4 separate regions of the Mus musculus genome follow, and all the other regions are linked to region 1. Evidence: chromatin loops called from intact Hi-C (ENCODE). Cell type or tissue: left cerebral cortex. All regions are shown on one strand. Links, peaks and the distances in the headings refer to the core of each region. The heading gives the core; the rest is flanking DNA. Region 1 overlaps LOC105244170 (a long non-coding RNA gene). Region 2 overlaps LOC115485826 (a long non-coding RNA gene). Region 3 overlaps Glra1 (glycine receptor, alpha 1 subunit). Region 4 holds the start of Glra1 (glycine receptor, alpha 1 subunit).

Region 1 (5,759 bases), core at 461-5,460:
TCCTTACATTAAAACAATGTTTGAAAGAGAAGAAAGATGCATATAGAGGTTCTGTGACTCACAAAATTTAAAGCACCTGTCACATGGTCTTCATGCAAAGCATGTTTGCTGAGCCCAGAGCAGCAAGATCAACTTGCAAAGCAAGTTCCAGTGTTCAGTGAAACCACAGCAACCAGCACAGGTAGTCTGATAACATCTGGGTCAAAATACAGGATGCAAGTTCTCCAGAGAACAAATAAAGTGTTGGAAAGAACACACAAGAACCTTCATATCCATAGACTCTGCAGAGGTGAGACCCAACAGATGTGTTGATACAGAGGAAGCCACTTACGTTGGATCAACCTGTCAGTGTGCCTGTGAGGGATTGTCTCAAGTAAGTCAATCAATGTGGGACGATTCTGCCCACTGTGGACAGCACCATTCCCTAGGCAGGGATGTTAGACTGTATGGGAGTAGGGAAATTGAGCTAAGCACAAGAAATCAAGCAAAGAAGAAAACATGCATTCCATTCATTCATGTTTCTCTGTTATTGACTGAGGAGACTCAGGCCCAGCACCCTTAAGGGTACAGGAATTAGGGGCTCCAATTCCCCTCCCAGTGATTAGCCCCCCCCATCCCTAAAGCCAGAGCTAGTATTGGATCAGAGGGAGGCTTAACTTCAAGAATGTGTAGAAGGGGTGAAGAATAAAAGAAGCTGGTAATAGAGCACAGTCAGACTTTTCTCCTTGGGCCCCAGAAGGCCACTAGTGAACAGATAGGATAAGGGGGCTGGAACATAGATTTTTCACTAGAAAGTTGAAACAGTGTGTAAGTGTTATCTATAACCCTTTCAGATAACATTATATAAACAGAGACTACATATCTCCCAGGAGAGCTGTGTGACCCTGGTAAACCATATGCTCTCTCTGAACCTCAATGCTCCAACTTCCAGAATGAAGAGGTTAACCTGGATCAAGAGTCACCAACTATTAATTCACCAAGTGTCACAGGGTCTGGCCTTGTTGGAGGGTCAAGATGGAGGCTGTGTGGAATGAGAAGATTCTTGACCTATTTAAAGCACAGAGCCCTCTGTGACCCACAGACAGCCGCCAAGAGTGAAGGCAGATCAGTGCCACGTTGGAGAAGGCAGGAATTCACATTTGGAACTGATGGCAGATAACACACTGGGGGACAAAACAATTCCATCCATGAGAGGCATGCAAACCCATTGGCCACCTCTAGCCAAAACTATCAGAAGACATTTGAGGGCAAATTCAGAAACCCTCCTATGCCCCTATTCCACAGAGCTTCCATTTATGTCAATTAACAGAATTCTTCCATCACTTCTTCCAGCCATGTCTCCTTCTCTTTGCAACAACAGTCAACTGGTAAAATACAAAAAAATGATATTGCCAGGCAAGGAAGAAGGCTATCTGCAGCCATCAGTGGGAGGAATGTTGTCCGGGGAAGCTGGTACCCTCTTCATGGGACTGACTGCCTTTTCCTGCGGACCATTCCAAAGGCAGCTGGAGGGATTCATCTCTTTCCCTGACTCTGTCTTCCCCTCACCAGCATTCTCTGCTTCTTTTCATGCACACTAAGCAGTTTCCATGCAAGGGTACAGGCATTCAATCTAGACGCGACAGCTGCCCCACCCCCACCGCCACCAGCAGCCAACCATGACAGCCAGGCTCATTCTTCATCCTGATGTGGCTGCAAGCAACACCAGGCTCCCTGGTGACGATCTCCTAGTGACTGGAATACCAAAAGCCCTCAGACGGCTGTGCATGTGTAAACACATGCATGTGCACGTGTGGTGAAGACAATCCGAGGACTCATCTGAATCCTCAAAACCCTTTTGCATGCCCAGAGCAGAGGGGAAAAAAGCCTTGCATTGGAAGTGACAGAAACTCACTCCCATCTTACCCAGCCATAATACCCCACTGTACACTGAGCAGAGCCATATCCTGCATCCAAGGTGCCTTCTGGGCAGAAACAACTGCTTCCCCATCTTCCTGCCAGCTGTTCTGTTTCCTAAAGTGTACACATAGGTCATATAAATATTACCTCTCCAGAGCTGCCTCATTTGGTGGGGGACACATATTCAAACTGAACACAAAATAGTTGGGGCAATCCTATAGTCCTGTTAGGGTAACTTATTGAAGGACCATGGGTAACACCTTTCAACTAATAAGGAGTTGTGAATAGGACTGAGCATCCACTCTGTCCCAGCCACCAGAAAATACTACTGTGCAGTCCTGAAAGGAACAACAAATAGCACTGAAAACCACTGCCAGACCCTGCACTCAATGTTCTGTGTCTGTGTGCCGATACATGTCCAGGTGTGTGTGCACATGTGTGAGGGTGTGCATGCACAAAGTTGACATTGTGTGTCTTCTCAACTGTTCTCCATCTTACTTTTTAAGATTCATTGTTATGTATTCTATTTACGTGTGTGTGTGTGTGTGTGTGTGTGTGTGTGTGTGAGAGAGAGAGAGAGAGAGAGAGAGAGAGAGAGAGAGAGAGAGAGAGAGAGAGAGTACTTATAGAAGCCACAAGAGGGCATCAGATAATCTGAAGCTGAAGTTGTCAGTGTTTGTGGGTACTGAGAACTGAACTCGGAATCCCCTGAGAAAGCAGCCAGTGCTCTTATCAGCAGAACCATCTTTCCAGCTCCTCTCTATCTTACTTTTTTGAGACAGGGTTCCTCACTGAACCTGGAATTCGCCAATTTGGTTAGGCTGGCTAGCCAGCAAGCTCCAGAGATTTTTCTCTAGCTCCACAGTGTTGGGATTGCAGGCACATACTACCACACCTGACTCTTCATATTAGTACTGGGTCTCAAGACTCGGGTCCTCACGAGTGTGCCCCAACCACTACCTACTGAGCCATCTCACCAGCGCTATACTGAATCCTTCCCTCTCAAGTTAGTGAACCCCTGTAGACCCCATATAATCTCAGGACACTGAGCACAAAAGTGGTTCAGGGCACTGTCCCCAGAGCTGGCACCTTTGTCATGATGAAAGGCAATCCACCATGGGGAGATAGATAACAAAGCAGAGGAAGGCAGATGAAAGTGAAGTCCTACAATCTGGGGCTCTGTCCCTTCTAAAGTTCATCATTCCCCATGAATTATTTCACTTCCTCAAGCCTCTATTTATCTCTTTTCTAAAATCCAAATCATAGAACTCATGGCGTGCAGCATGTGGAGCCAATGCATCCAGCTTGCCCTCAGAGAAGCTAAGAAAATGCATCTGAGCTGAGAGTGGGTTTCTGAGTCTTTGAGACCACCTTCAAGGGTCCCAAAGTTCTGCTATGAGTCGGTGAATTCTTATTACCTGATACTTTTCCTTCTAATTAACGATCCATTAATATTTATCCCAACAACCCAGGGAACTCCACTGGGAAACTTCATCTCTGGCCTCAAGGCCTGGAAACCCTTGGGTGAGGGTCCCAAGAGTATCACTGTGGATTCTCTAGTGTCCACAAGAGGGCACCCACTTCCACTCCTCTGCTGTTTAAAGAGCCTGTGATTCTGGCAGGCTGGCATCAGACAGCCTCCCACCTCTATTGTGCTTGTGTGGTTTCTCAGCAGACCTGGAAAGAACCAAGATATTGGAATAGCGATGGAGAAAATAGTCACATTTGTTTACCCCTGTAGATATCCAACCATGCTTGAAAGGTGCATTCTGGGGTGAGAAGGTGGCTTGGGCAGTAAAGTATTTGCTGGGCAAGCATTAAGACCTGGGTTCAAATGCCCAGCAGTCACATGAAAAGCTGAGCCTGGTGGAACACATCTGTAATCCCAGAAGTGGAAAATGGATCGCTATCACTTATTGCCTAGCAGATTCAGCACGAGACTTTGTCTCAAAACAAACAAGGTGTAGTAGAAAAAGATACCCAGTGTCAGCCTCTACACACATACACACACACACACACACACACACACACACACACACACACACACACACACACTCGTCCCTCCAACTGGATCTTCTGATACTCTTGATCTCCCCACTCAAAGTCTGGAAGAAAAGAGCATGCTTCCTGGTGGCTATGAGGCTGTGCCTCCCCTGACCACTTCCCTAAGGATCTCTGATGCTCTTGAGAAAGGTTCTTTCCTCTTTATCAAATCACCGGCCTCCTTGGAGAGATGGCCCCAGAGACCATCGCTTCCCCTCTGGGTGCTGAAATGTGTTATCATTAAGCTCAACATGTTATTTAGTTAATTAAATGCCATGCTTTTGATGGCATTAATTAGATCCACTGCTGACTCCTCAGAAAACAAAAACAAAACAAAATGAAAACATCACCCCAGACCGGGGAGATGCAAAGGAGCCACAGCAAGACCCTGCTGACTCCCTCTCTCCTCCAGGACAGAATTAGCCCCAATGAGTCCCGAAACAAACACCTCTGTGAGCTTTGTGAGGTCCCTTTCCTTTGCAAGATGATGTTGCTAATGTCCCTGGTGTTTCACAATATTCCATGTTTCTATAAATAAAGGCACAATTGCCTCTTACATGAGTGGATTTGATGTAATAGTTTAGAGCTTGCTGCACACTCAGCTGTGTTTCCTCCTTCCCAAGAAGCTAAACATGCAGAGCTGCAGAATCTCGGCAATGACCAAGGATGGAGGTGAACAAGTGACCAGAGGGTCACTGCCAGGCGCTGCCAAGAGCAAACCAGACCATGAGGCTGCTCGGCACTGAAGGAAAGACACCATCCAGGTGCAGATGGCAGTCACTGCAGCTCAGTTATTTCTTGTCAACTGGAACTCTTCCTCTAGGGGGGAAGAGAGATGTTCATAAGATTCAGGGAGTCTCTGTATCTCCTCCCATGGGTGGGGAAACTATCCCATATACAGTTACCAAACCCAGACACTATTGTGGATGCCAACAAGTGCTTGCTGACAAGAGCCTGATATAGCTATCTCCTGAGAGGCTCTGACAGTGCCTGACAAATACAGAGGTGATTGCTCTCAGACAACCATTGGACTAAGCACAAGGTCCCCAATGGAGGAGCTAGAGAAAGGATCGAAGGAGCTGAAGGGGGTTGCAGCCCCAAAGGAGGAACAACAATATGAACTAACCAGTACCCCCAGAGCTCCCAGGGACTAAACCACCAACCAAAGAGTACACATGAAGGGACCCATGGCTCCAACTGCATATGTAGCAGAGGATGGCCTTGTTGGACATCGGTGAGAGGAGAGGCCCTTTGTCCTGTGAAGGCTCGATGCCCCAGTGTAAGGGAATGCCAGGACAAGGAAGCAGGAGTGGGTGGGTTGGTGAGCAAGGAGAGGGGATATGGGATAGGGGGTTTTCAGAGGGGAAACCAGGAAAGGGGATAACGTTTGAAATGTAAATAAAGAAAATATCTAATTTTAAAAAAGATTCAGGGAGTCACTGAATACTGCAAGGCTCAGAGGACTCTTGAAACTTATAAGACTCACAGGCTCCAAGATCATAAAACCAGTAATAGTCATGAGCAGAAAATACTGTTCAGCTGAGCTGTCTAGGGTCAAGCTCAGAGACTCCAGGAATCCAGCTTTCCTGAGTTATTACCCATGCTGGGGATGAGATTTGGGGCGATGCAGATATTATACTCTATAACTGTCTGGCTTATCAAGCTGTACCTGGGTGGGATACTTGCTTAGGCCTGTCATCAGTGTCCTGTCTGAGGCAAACATATGTTTGTGCCTCCGTAGGAAACCACATAACAGAAGCAGAATTCAGTAGATAGAAGCTAAGTGTGATAATGCATCCCTTAATACCAGCATTCAG
Region 2 (5,759 bases), core at 448-5,447, 180 kb before region 1:
TTTCCTCTACTCAACATTCTATCTATCCAACCTTCTCTATCCACGATCATTTAGCCACTTGCTGCTGGTCTAAGTACTGACTGTCTCCTCTACACCACACATGCTAAAATAACAGGGATATGCCTGTGTGTCTATTTCAAGAAAAGGGTAACCCTCAGATCCAGGGCACCACCTAGCACATGTCCATAAACATCTGTCATTGACTCTCTGGACTGTGCCTTCATCCTAGCCACTGCCATTTACCTAAGCCAGGAATCAGAAGCTCATGTTGTTCAAACCCTATCAAGTAGGCAATTTGTTGCTGAATTACAGCTAAGAAGATGTAGATAGGTGCCTCACTTAAGGTATGAGGTTGAATGATGTCACCATATCTTTCAAATGGAAAATATTCTCGGAATTGTAGCTCATGTATAGATAAATCCCAAGAGTAACATAACCACTGGCTGGTGTTGATCTCACCCCTTATGTTCTTCTTATACCACACACAGATAGATAAATGGTAGATAGACAGATAGATAGATAGATAGATAGATAGATAGATAGATAGATATGTAATGAGGCTGATTCAACTCAGTGATAAGGTACTTGCTTGCCATACACAAGGCCCTATGTTCAATACCCAGCACTGCAAATAAACAAATAGCATCTGTGTGACACACATCATACATATATATTGATACTCATCTAAATGAAGTTCTGGGTCAGCAAGAAGAATTAGAAGGTAGCAGTGATTTCCACAAGGCTTGATGAGCTGATTTTGATACCCAGAACCAACAAGGAAGAAGGCAAGAACTGACTCCTACAAGTCACCTTCTGGCCTACCCAGGCACACTGTGGTGTGACATGTGCATGCACATAAATAAGCACACACATGTATGATATGTTTTTTAAGTTCTATTTTTTCTGTGCACATAAATAAACACAGACATGTATGATAAGTTTTTTTAAGTTCTATTTTTTTCAAATTCTAAATTTGTAGGAACAGTATAAGACATTTTGTTCTGTAAGCTAGTTGTTACTGCCCCATTGTCTATGATTAGAAATAGGTATAGACTGTTATACAGAAATTCTCACACAAGCAAATATTAAGGACTAATGAGTAAATCATGTTGGGGCTAGAGGGGCAAGGGGAAAGGCAGTGGAGTATTTATGTTTACATTGTTCAATTAGTAAGTCAAGTGTTTGCCAATGTCCTCCTGCCCAGCACTGGACTGTGGTTTGAAAGCCAGTTCCATTCTCAGCCAGGCATTTTGATTTGGTTCCACACACTGGATCAGGAGGAAGGAACAGGAGCTGAAGAAGTTTCGTTTATTGTTCTTGGTCCCTGTATAACTGTATTTAGAGCTAGTGCTAAAAAGAGCAGTCTGCTTCCAAGCCACTCTTCTCTCGGTGGCCAAGGTACACCTCGGAAACATGGGGCAGGAGAATCTGCAGCAGGGACTCAAATTCAGGATCACTAGCTAGAGTAAGAGAAGAGTAAGACGCTGCCCTGTAAGAAACCAGACCACCCAGAGTCACTTTGTCACAGGATCAAGCAAAGCTCAGAGGAATGGGGTTACCAATGGTTCAACACAGAAAAGGAACCTCCATTAGTGGTGAAATAGTCTTGGTTCTTATCCTGTCTGAGCCCCTGACTCTCCTATGCTCTCACTACTTTTAGAGATAGCCTCTCTGTGGCCACACTGTTCCCACCAGGACGTCCAGAGGCTGACTGGAGCAATGATCCTAACTTTGCTGCATCCTGGAATCTATTGGAGATTTCAAACAGCACTGTAGTCTGGTCTAACGTCAGTCATTGGAAAAACGTCATGGAGGGTGAGGCTTCTAGTTTGAGCCAAACATTCAGTGCTTCCCAGGTGACTCTACTGCACAGAAAAGGTTAAAATCACTACTAGCCCAGAAGTTTCCTTTGACTTTTTTCTGACCCAATAGCCTATTGTTTTACCCTGGGCCACAGCTTTTTCCAAACCCCAGTATGATTAAACAAACAAACAAACAAAAACAAAAACAAACAAACAAAAAAAACCAACCAAGAGGCTAGGGGTTGTCTGTCTGTCTGTCTGGTTTTTGTAATGCATTTGTGGACTGCAGTTCTAATGAGCCCATTTTCCAGGGTAAGCCCCTGACCTATCACAATGCACTCTGGACTATGCTAATCACTCCATTTACTGACAGCAATCCCTGTGCCTCATCCTCAGCATAATCACCAAACAGCTTTCAGCCTCCAAGCTCACAGTGAGGAGGGGTGTTCTGAAGGCAGAGCTGCCCAACCACTAGAACCAAGCTCATCCCTGGGCTGACAGATGGCAGAGGGAGGGCCCCTTCCGGAAAAATCCCAGAGCCGCTGCAGTATGCCGCTGCAGAGGCAGAGACAGGTTAAGATTGATAGTCCCCCATGCTGCAGAACTCCATCAGCCCAGCACCTCGTGACATCAGCAGTGGTGCCACTGGCCGTTATCAAGTCACCCCGGGGCACCGAAGATTGATTTCCAACCACAGAAATAACGCCTACCATCTCTAGGTACGTGGGCAGGGAACCAACTCTAAACCTAACTGTAATTTAGCATTCATTTGCATTTTTAAATTAGTTAGGCTGTGGACCGTTGCAAAGCAATGACAGAGAATTTTTATAATAATTAGCCTTGTGGGATAGGAGGAGGAGAGGTGGGAAATGGCTGCACTACCATTTCATTGGAAGAAATAGGAGAGTCCAGCATCTGGGGTCACCAGATCAGATGCCATGCTCCTGGTTCCCACTGACCTTGTGGACCAGGGCAACTTTCCCCAGACCTGGGCTGAACATTCAGGTCCATCTTTTCCCAATATCCCTGCACACCACATCCATGCAGGATCTCCTCGTGTTGGCTAGATGCCTCCACAGTCCCTTTCCTTTGCTTTCTTTAGGGCTGAATTCAGCTCATCTCTGTACAAATGCTCACCCAGGTTGTGTCAACACCAGGATGCGTCAGCTAAAAATAACTGACATTGATAGAGCTCTCGCCCATCTGCTAACACACTCCCATCCATTATAGCAAATGAGTCTCCTACCAGTCTTGGAGGAGGATCCTGGGCAGGATGGATCCAGGCTCTGTATCTTAGAGATGAAGATACTGAGGCAGGACACTCCAGGACTTGCTGAAGATCACACAGCTAGCAAAAGGGTATGCTGGGATTGGAATGGATGTCTCACCTCCAAAATCTCTACCCAGTTGTTGCCATTGCAGAACATGCTCTAAAGGGAATAGGGTTTGTCACAGCATCGCTGAAATGACTCAGAGCAAGCTATGGGACATACCACCATCTTCTGAGCACCTTGCCTAAGGGGGTAACACTCAGAAAAGAAACAGGACAAATATGACTTAGGAGAGCACTAGGAAAGCTGGCAATGGCCGTCTTCAAACAGCTGAAGGTTTTTGTGGGAACAGGAGATAAGCTTTTATGGCTTGGTCACCAAGGATTTATGAGGTGCTAAGATTTGGATGTAAAATGTACCCTCACAGGCTTGAACACCCAGTGCCCAGCTGGTGGCACTGTTAGGAAAGACTGTGGAGTCCTTAGAGGGCAGAGTCTCAGTGGAGGAAGAAGTGGGTTATGGGGGAGTGGGGTAGGAGGATGTACAACTCAGCCCCATTTCCAGTCTGTATTTTCCTTTTTCTGGCCATCAAGATGTTAAGTATCTCAGCTGCAAGATCCTGCTGCCATGAATTTGGCCATGTCTTCCCTTCCACACTGGTCTGTATCCTCATAAATCAAAAGGCAAAATAAATCCTTTCTCAACTTGCCCCTTCTCAGGACAGAGTAGGTACAATGAGGTACATTTCAAGTTGATGGAGGTGAGGGAGTCTGTACAGTTAAGAGCTATAAAGTCATGCCACCCAGACCCAAATCTCAGCCTTGTTACTAACAGGCTGACATGGGCCACGTTTGTGATTTTAAATTCCCAGAATCCTCATTTATAACAAAAGAAACAATAATGGTTACTGTATAAAGTTGTCAGTACTGGCAAATAAACTGATATAAAGTTAATAATTATTCAGCAAATAATGAGTGGATATGACAGTTGATGAGTTATACGATTATGCCCTATACACCCAAGGAGAAGTATACTCATGTCACCCAACAAATCTAGTAAATACATGTGCTATCTGGACCCTTGATAAAGAGTTGGAGAATTCTTAATTGGAATAGGAGAGATCTACAGTAATTCTTTCTAGTCCTGAGTTGGAGAGATAGCTCAGGGATCCATGTCTGGTGGCAAAACCACCTGAAACTCCAGTTCCAGAGGATCCAAGATCATCTTCTAGCCTCTGAGGGCTCTCCATACACATGTGTGTGGGTGGGTAGGTGCACAGACATGAGCACCCACACACAGAGACACACACACACAAACACATGCATGTGCACACGCATATGCACACACAATAGATAGATAGATAGATAGATAGATAGATAGATAGATAGATAGATAGATAGATAGATAGATAGATTTTTAAAACATCACTTCCTGCCATAAAGGACCCTTGAAAATGGCTACTAGTGCATTAGTTCTTTTCAAATCAAGGAGAAGACTCATGTTGGATGGAGTGACACGTGTCCAGACTGAGGGGACGCTGTTACCACACAGAAAATACTGTGTTTGTTCTAGCTGGTATAAAGAAGATGAAGGGGTAGTATAAGGATAGCTGGGAAGAGGACACAAAGTAGAGCTGGCACTTTAATACACACACAGCTAGGTGTTTATATATATATATAGTTGTTTATATGCTCCCAGAGAATCTGCAGATGAACTCTGTGAATTAGCAAATAAATTAAACAAGGTCACTAGATGTAATAAAAACCCACACAGTTTGGTTATAGTTTCATGTACAAATAACATTTGAAATGAAAATTTTAAAGTTAAAAGAATCTAGTATTTATAATCTAAAAAGCTACCCAGCTCCTGGGAACACTTGCTGAAATATGAAACATCAATGAGCTTCTATTCTAAAACTATAAAATAAGATTGATGAAACAGAAGTAATCTAATTAAATAAAAGTCTGTGTCCACAGGTTAGACATACTGGTATATCATTATAACGTAACTCCATCCCAGATGGATACACAAGTTCTATATAATTCATTATATTTCATCATATGATTTTTATGCAAAATGAAAATCTAATCCTAAAATGTATCCAGGATCCACAAGTTCTATATAATTCATTATATTTCATCATATGATTTTTATGTAAAATGAAAATCTAATCCTAAAATGTATCCAGGATCTTAAAACACTGCCGACTACTTGAGAAGATCATTCAGGCCCAGAGTTCCAGACTCAGCTGGATATCCTCACAATAGTGTCACTTATACTCTGGAGTACCAACAACTGTCTAGCTGGACTTAAGGCCCACTAAAAAGGAAAAGGAGCTGTGCTTGGTACTAGAAACCTAGCAAACTGCCCGTGACTAGTAAAAGCATCCTAGAGGAGAACCTATGGCTTCCATTTCCATGAACTAGTATAATTTCTCATGTAGTTTAAATACTTACCCTCATACCCACTGCTAAGAGTAGCTCTCATCCTTCATCAAAGAAGTGTCTTTATGCTGTAGAGGGAGACCATGACAGAAATCTATAGTTGGTCAAAATGCAGAGAACAGACCATGAGGTGCCCAGTCCCATTAGATACATCTACAACACAACTCCTTTACCCAGGGCTCATGAAACATTGTGGAAGATGTGGGGGAAGGGGGTGGGTATAAGAGCCAGACAACCAGGAC
Region 3 (5,000 bases), core at 1-5,000, 260 kb after region 1:
TTTAAAGAACTTCAGAATGCTAAATGGACGTATCTCTCACCTTCAGCTCCTCATTGAGGGAGAAGTCTTATCTCCCATTCAGATAGGAGCCTTAAATATCCAAGATGGGGCAGGGCAGAAAGTGAGAAGGCTGGGCTGATCCTGACCTTCAGAGACAACTGGGCTCAGGCCTCTACAGGCTGTCGGGAAGGGACGAGGAACCGTCACCACTGTACGGAAGGGACGTGGGACCCTCTCCTCTGAGGGGCAGCAGAAGCTCTGCTGATTGCGTCCATCCTACCAGCCACATCTAGAGGAAGAAGGACAAGGAGTCAGCCACCAAGGTCCTGGTGGGCTGCTGGAGGGAGGGTCACCTCTGCCTGGAATTCACTGCTGCCAGGACAGTTTCATGTCTCCCAGAAAACCAAGTCCCAGTGTAAGCTGACAGAAGGACAGGTCAGCAGAAAGTGATGGTCCCAAGGACACTCAGCATCTGGAAATTAACCCATCCTGACAGCTGCCCCACTTCAGAGCTTTTATCTTCAGAAATGGGCCAGCTGGTTTTCCTTTCACTCCCCCGTTCTCGCCCCTCCTCCTCCCATCCCCCTCCTGCTTCTGTCCTCTCCTTAGAGAGGAGTACACACACTGGAGGTATGAACTGGAAAGGGAAACTCCCAAGGGACCAGGTGTGCAGCTGAGGTGGCAGTAGCTATGTTCTATGGAAACATCCCCATCTGAGTACCTCAAGGAAGAGAGAGGGACTGGCCTCGGGACAGCAGGAACCGATAGCACATCACCCAACCCCAGAGCCAAAGGACTCAGCATGCAAAAGCTAGTTCTATGTGACTTTAGCACAATGGACTCAGCATGCAAAAGCTAGTTCCATGTGACTTTAGCACAGACCCAGCCCATCCTTTTCTACATATGTGTCCCTAACCTGTTGGAGAGAGAGCCTGATTGTCTAAGAGCCCTCCACTCCCCTCTGCTGCCAGAGCTCTGGTGTTAGCAAAGACTTTCAAGGTTGTTTTCACAGCCTGGGCTACCAGCCTGGGATGTCACAGAAGGGCTCCCTCTGGCTCTGGGGCTGTGGCCTTTATAAGGCTGAACACCCCCAAAATAAATAACTGGCCCACTACTTTCTTCCTGTCCCTACCTGAACTCATAGTCTTGAGTGAGTTGCATGGAAAAAGCCAGAGGTGGGGTGGGGGGACAGTTCTGGACTCACTTCTGACAGGCCTGGTGTATGAATGGAAGCAGCCAAGAGCCGTGTGCAGGACATACTGCAGAAGCCTGAGAGTTCCTGAGGCTGAGGACTCTGTGGAAAACCTGAGGGAGGGGTGTGGGGGCAGAACCTGGAGCCCTAGCAACCTGCTAAAAACGGGTCTGTAGCATTCAAGATGACTCCCAAAAAAACCCAGAAGTCCCTCTGACTGGTGACTTTGGGCCACCCCTTTTCCATCGACAAGCCTCCTCTTCCCACCCCAGGAGTTTGGAAATAAGCACAGGTCCCTGGTCGCTGGTCCCCACCCTGGAACAATGATTTCAACCAGCACAAGTATGGAGGCACAGACTCCCTGATTATAGTCCCAGCATCAGTCCCATCCCTTCTCTTCCCAGAATCACCCTGACGCTGGCCTGCCCCATGGACCTGAAGAATTTCCCGATGGATGTACAGACGTGTATCATGCAACTCGAAAGCTGTGAGTCCAAATCGTTTTTTTTAAGGAGCCAGGCTTCCTTTATCCATTGCCAGGCAGAAATCCCCTAATCGATAGACCCCAGGAGAGTACTTTTATAACTCAACGTGCCAAGTGAGGGGCTTGCATTGAGAAAATACATTAGAAGCATAACTCCCTCCCACCCCCACCCCCGTCTCTCTGGGGCCAGGCTTTGTCACCAGCTGCATCCTCCCAGGAGGAGGCACTGTGCCAAGTCCCTTGTGAATGTGCCTGCCAGGAATGAAGAGAGATGGCTGAGGGAAATCACTGAGAGTGTTCACTTCAACAGGAGAGGTAGGCAACTGACTGCATAGGTCACTCCAGCAAAGGAGAACTAGTGGAGCGTATTATTGAAAGCAGGAAACAGGGTCAGGGGGAGAAGGCTCTGCCAGTAAAATGCCTGCCATGCTGAGTTTGGGTCCCCCCGCACCATGTCAAAGCCAGGCACGGCTAGGGGTATAGAGATAGAAGGCACTTGCCACCCAAGCTAACAGAATCAACTAGCTCCATATTCAGTGCGATACCTTGTCTCAAAAACATAAAGCGGGCCCTGGAGAGATGGCTCAGCAGCTATAAGCACTAGCTGCTCTTCCAGAGGTCCTGTGTTTCCAGCAACAACCTCCTCCTGAAGATCCAGCTCCAGGAAGATCTAACACCTCTGGTCCCTGAAGCCATCTACGTGGTTGTGGCATGCACAGGCATACACACACACACACACACACACATACACACACACTCACACTCACACTCACAATTTAAAAATACAATAAAATCTTTTCTAAAATAAATAAGGTGGGGAACAACTGAGGAACACACCCGACATCAGCTCTCAGCTTCTGGCCTACACACACATGTTCATTTAACCGCGTGAATACATATTCACATTATATCACACACACAAGCTAGGAAAGAGCTAGGTGGTGTACACTACAGGAGGCTGAGACAGAAGGGTTTCAGTTTCAAGAGAGTCTGAACTACATAGTGAGTTTAGGCTAGCCTGGATTACCTGAGACCATGTCCCCCAAAATAAAAGAGAGTTGGTCCTGGGGTAAAAACTCTTGATTGTCTTGATTGAGCCACCTGCTCTTCTCATCAAGAGCATGCGTGACAGACTCACTCTCTAGAGGAAAATCTGTAGGGAGCAAAAAAGGGAAGCTTTGGTGTCAATCATTCTTTGCCATGGGGTGAGGAGCAGAACCCCAGGACAAACCTAGGTGGGAGGGCTGGGGAATTAATTTAAACAAGTTTCACCTCTTGTGGAGGTAAAGAAAAAAAGACAACGGGTCCCCTAACTTCCACCATGATCTGGGGCTCCACCCAGCCTCCAATCCTAAGTGTAACGCTGAGTTCTCGCTGACCGAGCCCCTCTTCTGGTCTCTCCCAGTTGGATATACCATGAACGACCTCATCTTTGAGTGGCAGGAGCAAGGAGCTGTGCAGGTGGCAGACGGACTGACCCTGCCTCAGTTTATTCTGAAGGAAGAGAAAGACCTGAGATACTGCACCAAGCACTACAACACAGGTGGGTGCAAGCGGCCATAATGCCCCCAGGTCTCCTGGGTCATCCAGCCACAGAATGGCATGGGTCTGTGTGTAATTACCATGATGGTTATGGAACAGGTTTGGAACAACAGAGACGTGCCACTGAGATGTTCTCTCTAAGTCCTGGGGATGTTGACTGAAGCTTAGACCACACCTAATTACAGGGGAAGCTAGTAACTACTATCTTTACTCTGGGTAGGGGTCCTACTGCTGAGGCAAGTAGAGGAACTGGCAGATAGAGGGTAGACTCTGCCACATAGAAGCTTGTGTTTCTGATAGTGAAGACGGAAAGTACTTGCCTCGGAGCCAAGCAAGAGGGGGCTGGGTGGGCGTGGTTCTGATTAGTAATTAATAACCATTAGAAATCAGCCCATTTGGGAGTAAAATACTCACAGGAGGAAACATGGAGACAAAGTGTGAAGCAGAGACTAAAGGAAAGGCCATCCAGAGACTGCCCCACCTGGGGATCCAACCCATATACAGTCTCCAAACCCGGATGCTATTGCAGATGCCGGGAAGTGCTTGCTGATGGGAGCCTGAAATGGCTGTCTCCTGAAAGGCTCTGCCAGAGCCTGACAAATACAGAGGTGGATGCTCACAGTCAACCACTGGACTAAGCACAGGGTCCCCGATGGGGGAGTTGGGGAAGGAACTGAAGAAGCTGAGGGGGTTTGCAGCCCCATGGAGGGAGCAACAGTGTCAACAGGCCAGACCCCCAGAGCTCCCGGAAACTGGACCACCAACCAAATAGTAAACATGGAGGGACCCATGCCTCCAGCCTCATATGTGGCAGGGGATGGCCTTGCTGGACATCAGTAGGAGGAGAGGCCCTTGGGCCTGAGGAGTTCAATGCCCCAGTGTAGGAGAATGCCAGGGCTGGAAGGCGGAAGTGGGTGGGTGGGTGAAGGAGCACTCTCATAGAGGCGGAGGAGGAGGGATGGGATAGGGAGGTTCCTGGAGGGAAGACCTGGAAAGGAGATAACATTTGAAATGTAAATAAAGAAAATATTCAATAAAAGAAAAAAGAAATGGTGGGTAGAGAAATAGGAGCCACAAAGACTTGGTCAGCTCTGTCATCTGTGCCTAGTCTAGCCTTTGCTGGGAGAGGCTGAATTCACGAAAGGAGCCGGAGTTAGACCAGGGAAAACTATACAAACCCCATCTCAGATGGGAAGGCAGCTCATGTGTGCACTGTGGGGAGGGGCCAAGCCGGCTGGCCTGCTGGCTGGCATACTGGTAAGAAGCCGTGTCTGACCCAGGCTGAGCAGAGGTGACACATGTCTGCTCTAGGATGATGGCAGGCCCAGGAAAGAGGAAGTGGAGAAGAGGGGCCAGGAGAAGTATGTTATCATGCTTGCACACACAGAGAGAGGCCAGGAGTAGATGCCAGGTACCTCCCTCTATCACTGCCCCACTTTATTTGTAAAACTGGAACTCACAATTGGGGTGGTCTGGCTGGCCACAAAGCTCCGGGTATCCATCTTCCCCGTCCCCGTCAGCACGGGGGTTACAGCTGCTCACCCGAGCAAGTCCTTTACCCACTAAGCTGTCTCCTCTGCCCAATTTTCTTATTCTGAGGGCTAATCCTCTGTCATTTTCTCCATTCGTCTATTGAAAACTATATTCAGATGCCGCAATCCGCTTCTATATATCCATCTGGAAAATGAAGCAAAGATTTCAGAGACACATCTGTTGCCCTGTGCCTGCAGCAGCGTTACTGACAGCCGCCAAGAGGAGGAAAGGGTCTGATGTGCAGGGAAC
Region 4 (5,759 bases), core at 760-5,759, 180 kb after region 1:
AAATACAAATAAACTCTTCCAAGTTCACTTAGAATAAATGTAGGAGACAAATCAAAAACAAATTATACACATGGGAGTATACACACTCATTAGGCTAGGCATGGTAGTGCATGGTTTTGGTCCCAGCATTCAGGGAGCAGAATCAGGTAGACCTCTGTGAGTTTAAGGCCAGGTTGGTCTACATATCTAGCTCCAATACTAAGTTCTACGCCAGACAAGACAACATAATGAGACAGAGAGAGAGGGAGAGAGGGGGTGGGGGGAGATCCCTGGTGTAGGAAAGCCATGAAAGAGTCCTTTCTGGCACCTGCTTCTGCAGTACAAGAGAGTGAAGTTCTGCTAGTCTCATCCTGAGCTGGGAAAGGAAGCTTTGCTTGGGAAAAGACCTGAACTTGCAGAGAACAGAGAACCATTGCCCCAAGTAAGGAATTCCTGAATATGCTGGGTAAATAGAAGGACTGTCTTCCCTAGGCAGCATTGGAACGGAGAGTCCCCAGAATCCCCAGTGAGTTCCAGCAGGCCAGAAAATCCTGCAGAGGCTATTAATCCACTAAAGTCCCCTAGCTGGGAGAAAATCTGATTAACTCTACCTCTCCAGATGGGCTCAACTGTGAAATGTATATCTCATTTCTGAAAGTCAGATAAGGTAGAGAAAAAGGCAGGTGAAGAAGAATTAGGGAAGGAGTGCCGTAGGAAAAAGATGCATGCATGCACTCCTTGGTTTCTCCATTAATTTGGAGCTCAGTTTTTCCAGCCTGTGTGATGTGAATCAAATGTCCTCTGTTCCAATGGAAGAGTGTATCTTCTATCTCTTTCAAAAGAGTCAGGCAGGTCAGCTCTCCCTTAACCCTAGAAACTTTAAAAAAAAAATCCTGAATTTCCCGACCACAGTAATCCTGGAAAGAGACTTACTCTATCTACCAGACCTTTTTTTTTTTTTTTAAGTCTTCTGGGCTCAAATATTATACCTTCAGTGCTTCAACAAAATTGAGGGACCTTGTTCCATTGACCCTTTTAAAATGGAAACAGGTGCAGCAGCTCTCCACGGTCAAACATTAGGCAGAGCTTGGGAAGTCCTGTGGAAGACTATAAGGAAATTTTGAGGGAGCCAGAGGAGTCAAGGACACCACAAGAAAACCTAGAGAGTCAACTCACCTGGGCCTGTGGAGGTTCACAAAGACTGAACCACCAACCAAAGAGCATGCATGGGCTGGTCCTAGGCCCTCAACACATGTAGCAGATGTGAAGCTTGGTTCCATGTGGATCCCTGAACAATTGGAGCAGCAGGAACTGTCTCTGACTCCATTCCCTGCCTTCCCCTAACTGGGCTGCCTTATCTGGCCTCAGTAGGAGAGGATGCTCTTAGTCCTGCTGTGACTTGATAGGTCAGGGCCAGCTGGTACCCACAAGGGGCATTCCTTTCTCTGAGGAGGGGGTGTGAGAGTGGGACTTGGAGGAGAGGAAGAAGAGGGGCTGCAATTGGGATGTAAAATGAATAAACGAATTAATGAAAAAAATGATAAACTGAGTCTGCCTGAGCACATCTGGACTGAGGCTCATGGTGTTTTACTTACATACAGCTATTTTTTAAAAAATCATGGTAAGGATTTTGAAAGACTTAAAAGATAAATTCCATGACCTCTCTGGAGCGACAGAAGACCTGAAAAGACCCTGAGGCCTGGGAAGTGCATGAGGCTGGTCTCTGCCAGCACTCCAAGGGTTAAACTCAAGCCAGAGCCTAACGTGCAATTGGCCGAACCTGGAGAGAAGATATGGTTTTCGCAGCTGCGGGCCAATGAACACTCCGAGTGGGAGGGTTTGAAGCTTCTAAGGAGTTTTTCCCCCCATTTTCCCCTCTCCACCCCCTCCCGTCGGTCCTCGCCCCCACCATCCTCTACGCCGCCAGTTTGTTAAATTAATGCAGTAAGAAAGTCTGAAGATCTGAGGGAGTCTGGCCAGAAGAAGATGGGCGAGCTTAGAAATTGGAGATGCCTGTGAAAGCTTGGGTTCTTGAGCCCTGCTGGGAAGCCATGGACCCCAGCAGCCCCTGAAAGTTGTGGTGGGCTCTCTTGCTCCTGCAGCCCCAAGCAATGGGACACCTTTCTTGCAGCGATCCCAACTTATTCGTCGGGGACCAGAGAACACGGACTGCAAGGCGGCAGCAGACAGGAACGGAGGCAGGGGAACGAGATTCCGGGACTCGGTCGCGATGCGCCAGCCTGGCACACTCTCCGACATCTAACTGAAGCCAGCACCGTCACCTGCTCCACCCCCCCCCCCAACCCCTAAAACCCCTCGGGCCAGCCCAGGGCCAGAAAGAAGATGCCAGCCGGGTCTAAGGGTCTGAGGCCAGGGCTCTGATCCCCACGGATTTCTTCCTTTCATGGAGCTGGCCATCTCGACAGGAAAATAAGGGTAAAAATAAAGAAGAAGAAGAGTAAAGAAAGAAAGAAAAGAAGAAAATATACCCACCCCCAAACGTGCCTCCCAGCGCCGCAGGGAGCCTCCAGCGAGTAGAGCTTCAGCCGCGCTCTTCCCGCCCGCAGCCGGGCTGGACGCTCTCCGTGGTGCTGAACCTGCACGACTGCCGCTGTCCGCGGTACCTTAGCTGCCTGGCTGCAATTCTCCCCCGGCTCTGACACCTCGTCCCTCTACTCCCTGCCCCCTTAAACATCTGGATTATTATCCCCAGTGGCGCTCTCTGGCTTCGTAAGTGCCCATCGAAAACATTTTTGCACCCCCATAACTCGTGGACTTTACAGCACTAGAATCTGGAAGATGTACAGCTTCAATACTCTGCGATTCTACCTTTGGGAGACCATTGTATTCTTCAGGTACGCGATTTTCTATACTGACCACTATCCTTATGGTGCAATAGGGGTTCAGGAGGAGTAGGGAGGCTGACTCTGCCGCGGCTTCATCAATTGGGGAGGGGGTGCTGTGTGCTGAAGGCCCTTCCATCCCTCTCCTTCCCCCACCCCCCACCCGCAGGGTGTCTGGCTGGTGCGTGTAGGTCCCAGACAGTGGCTGCTCCTGGTTGCTCCGGCAGCGGTTTGCCTGTTCTTTGCAGTCTGTCTGCTTACTGCACTCCCCGCAAAATTGGGGCCCCAGCCCCCTAGCCCCTCTGCTCGTTACCCTTCACTCGACTGAGGACTTAAGGGGAAGCTTTGTGAGTTTTTTAGTTTAATTGGGACCGCATTCTCTCAAACCGCAGTGCTGGAAACCCCGGGTCTCCCGTCTGGGAGCGAAGTGACAACTAGCGGTGACGCGGAAGGTTGCAGTTGGACTGGCTGGGCACAAAACAGCATTCTGTCTCTCTTTTTGTTGTTTTGCTTCGGGGTCAGGGGTTTCTGTAGTTTGGAGCTGGGAAAAAACGCAGTTATGACCGCAGCTTACAAAGCCCTAACTTAAATGCAGATCAGGCCTATTTAATAATAGATGCTAGAAAATATTTTCCTTTTATAACTTTGACTCCCTCCTCCCTGATACACGCTTCTTTCCAAACTCTGTTACAACAGACCCTCCGCTACTCCAAAGGGCAGTTCTTCTTTATGAATGGATGCCTATATCTGCTGCCATAACTAGGCTCCCCACGCCCACCCACTGACTCCTAATTCTCTGCTTACAGACTTGGCATTCTTGTCTTAGTCCAAGTGAAAAGTGAAAAATTACATCTTTAGGAAGTATTGAAACAGATAGGCCTTTCGAAAGTGGGCAAATCATGCCGTCTTCAGAGGAGATGATGATAAATTCCATCTATATGAATTGAGAAATATTCTTCCCAGCTCTGCAGAGATCGTTAATCTTCCTCATTCTAGCGCGTCTGCTTCTCATGTTTTACCACTGTGGTGAGTTAATAGGCATTTGGAAAAAAAAAACCCACTCCGCTTGTTCTAAAAGCTAAACGACCACCAAATAAGATCTTCTCTGATTGTAAAACAGAATGTAAACGTGATTTTATTGCACTGCAAAGAGTTGCTGGTTTGACTGATCCATTGGTTGGTGGTAGGAGTGAGGCCTTCTCTCCCAAGTGACAATTTCTGAAACTGAGCCTCTCTTTGCGTTTTTTCCCTCTAGAGATGATGAAGGTTCATCTTCCCAGGGTTACCCACTGCTAAAGCTTTTAATGCCCTCTTAAAATAATTTTTAGCATCTCATTGTCCCAACCACAGCTTAGACTGTAAATAGCCAAATATTTTTTTAAGTCCAACATTCCAAGGCCTTGTGAGATTTACCTACTTCGTAAGATGGATGAGGTGGGAGGACTAGAAGAGTCTTGTCCTCTACGCACCCCCCATTCCTTTTTTTCTTAATGCAATACTTGATTTTCTTCTCCCAGACATGAGCTTTCACCAAAAAAGGAGAATCGGTCTAAAAGGTCTGCATTGTAATCGCTCAGATAAGGGTGAGGCTCCACTGTCTTAATTCTGCAAGTGAACTGGTGGTGGCCCAGCAGAGTCTCCCTTCCCCTATATGGGTGAAGGCACCTATGAGCAGCAATGGGCATGATGGAGAACTCACTGTGCTTATGAAGAAATGAGAGGCATGACTAGAGAGATCCGGATCGTGCTGCTGCTGCTGTGGTGGCGGCGGCAGCACTATCGAAGCCAGAGAACTGGCTACTCCACTTCAGGAGTTAACGTTCAGACCCTTTGCAGTTTCCCAGAGAGATGAAGCCAAGGGGGTCACAAAGGAGTTAACCACGGAATATGTCCTTGTTCAAATGGCACTTGCGTCTCTAATCCTTTCATCTTTTACATTTTAGGTGAGACATACAAAGAGCCTTAGCATTGAGGGTAAACAGAGGCCAGCAGCTTCCTTGCAGGTTACATGAGAATAACTACTCCTTCTCACCAAGGGACAGGCTTAAGAGTTAGAGTGAGCCAGTGTGTATATTCCCAGGGCTCAGGCCCTTCTTAGATCAAGTGAGGCTTGCCACTCACCTGTTTGAGATTTCAGAAAAAAACGTGGGGGCCACCAGGGGGCTACCTAAGGTGCTGCATCGCATCTGTGAGCAACCAGCAAAGCAGCAACATCAACAGCAAAACAAACAAAAACAGCTGAAGTGAGTGGTGGGGGAGCCTCACGTGCTACCAATGCAGGAAGTGAATGGAGGCCTTGGAAAGGCAGCTGGGGTCCGAGGAAACAGCATCAATGCAGTGTTCATTAGCCGTGTCTGCACAAATACATGGAAGCAATTTGGCTGAAGTCCCTGCATTCAGGTTAAACAGCCTAATGTTTTAAATTTAATATGTAACACCCTGTGATCCAATAACATAAATCTCGTGTCACTCAGAGGTCAGGGCCTTATATCTACAGGGGCTAAAACTAATATTCAATTTTTGATTAATTACTTAATACTGCAAACACATTCCCTTTCCAACCCACCTTTAAACTAAAGGGAGTATGGCTTTGATTCCCGGAGTCTTGACAGAGGCTTATAGCAAGGATGAGACTAGTATAACCCCAACAGTCCCTCACCTTCTCAATAACTCAGACAGTCATAATCTGTAACAATGTTTCTCAGCCCCTGCACTTTCGGCATTTTGATCTTTGTAATTCTTTGTCATGACGTCTGCCCTGTGCGTTGTAGCAGTCTGTCTGCTGCCGGTAGCGTTTTTCTCCCTGATCACAACAATCAAAAACGTCTCCGGACACTGCAAACTACCCCAGGGTACAGTGTGAAGGGACAGGATTTTTTCCAAGTTTTGAATGACAATAGAAATAAATAAATTTTTAATCAGCTGCCCTGATGCACT

Evidence for each region. A loop is a pair of places that touch in the nucleus more often than their neighbours do. Peaks named below come from ENCODE experiments on the same cell type or tissue, not always from the same donor. Only the 100,000 strongest peaks of a DNase experiment are listed, where the experiment ranks them.
Region 2: it touches region 1 in a loop (1.9-fold over the local background); 3 of 42 quality-filtered maps call a loop at or near these places.
Region 3: it touches region 1 in a loop (2.3-fold over the local background); 2 of 42 quality-filtered maps call a loop at or near these places.
Region 4: it touches region 1 in a loop (2.0-fold over the local background); 3 of 42 quality-filtered maps call a loop at or near these places.

What each region holds. Positions count from the first base shown.
Region 1 is chr11:55,787,572-55,793,330 of GRCm38, reverse strand. The region is part of intron 1 of LOC105244170 (a long non-coding RNA gene); the gene reads right to left. Among named protein-coding and RNA genes, the nearest start is that of Glra1, 180 kb to the right of the region's middle. In left cerebral cortex, for the core only: a CTCF peak has its summit at 3,463 (motif pointing right); DNase peaks (open chromatin) are centred at 1,727 and 3,517.
Region 2 is chr11:55,971,230-55,976,988 of GRCm38, reverse strand. It overlaps LOC115485826 (a long non-coding RNA gene), which reads right to left. Exons shown (of 8, transcript XR_879866.3): 1 at 5,530-5,759. Among named protein-coding and RNA genes, the nearest start is that of Nmur2, 67 kb to the left of the region's middle. In left cerebral cortex, for the core only: a CTCF peak has its summit at 3,523 (motif pointing right); DNase peaks (open chromatin) are centred at 2,311, 2,941 and 3,459; H3K4me3 peaks cover 497 bases; H3K27ac peaks cover 261 bases.
Region 3 is chr11:55,530,503-55,535,502 of GRCm38, reverse strand. It overlaps Glra1 (glycine receptor, alpha 1 subunit), which reads left to right. Exons shown (of 9, transcript NM_020492.4): 5 at 1,597-1,679; 6 at 3,082-3,219. Gm12236 (a long non-coding RNA gene) reads right to left here. Exons shown (of 4, transcript XR_001780216.2): 3 at 147-289. Among named protein-coding and RNA genes, the nearest start is that of Gm12236, 18 kb to the right of the region's middle. In left cerebral cortex, for the core only: no CTCF peak of the experiment used is centred there; DNase peaks (open chromatin) are centred at 1,394 and 1,907.
Region 4 is chr11:55,604,753-55,610,511 of GRCm38, reverse strand. Glra1 (glycine receptor, alpha 1 subunit) reads left to right here and starts at 2,314. Exons shown (of 9, transcript NM_020492.4): 1 at 2,314-2,834. The coding sequence starts at 2,779. It overlaps Gm51862 (a long non-coding RNA gene), which reads right to left. Exons shown (of 3, transcript XR_003949554.1): 3 at 4,272-5,176. In left cerebral cortex, for the core only: a CTCF peak has its summit at 3,263; DNase peaks (open chromatin) are centred at 1,862, 2,144, 2,652 and 3,215; H3K4me3 peaks cover 1,391 bases.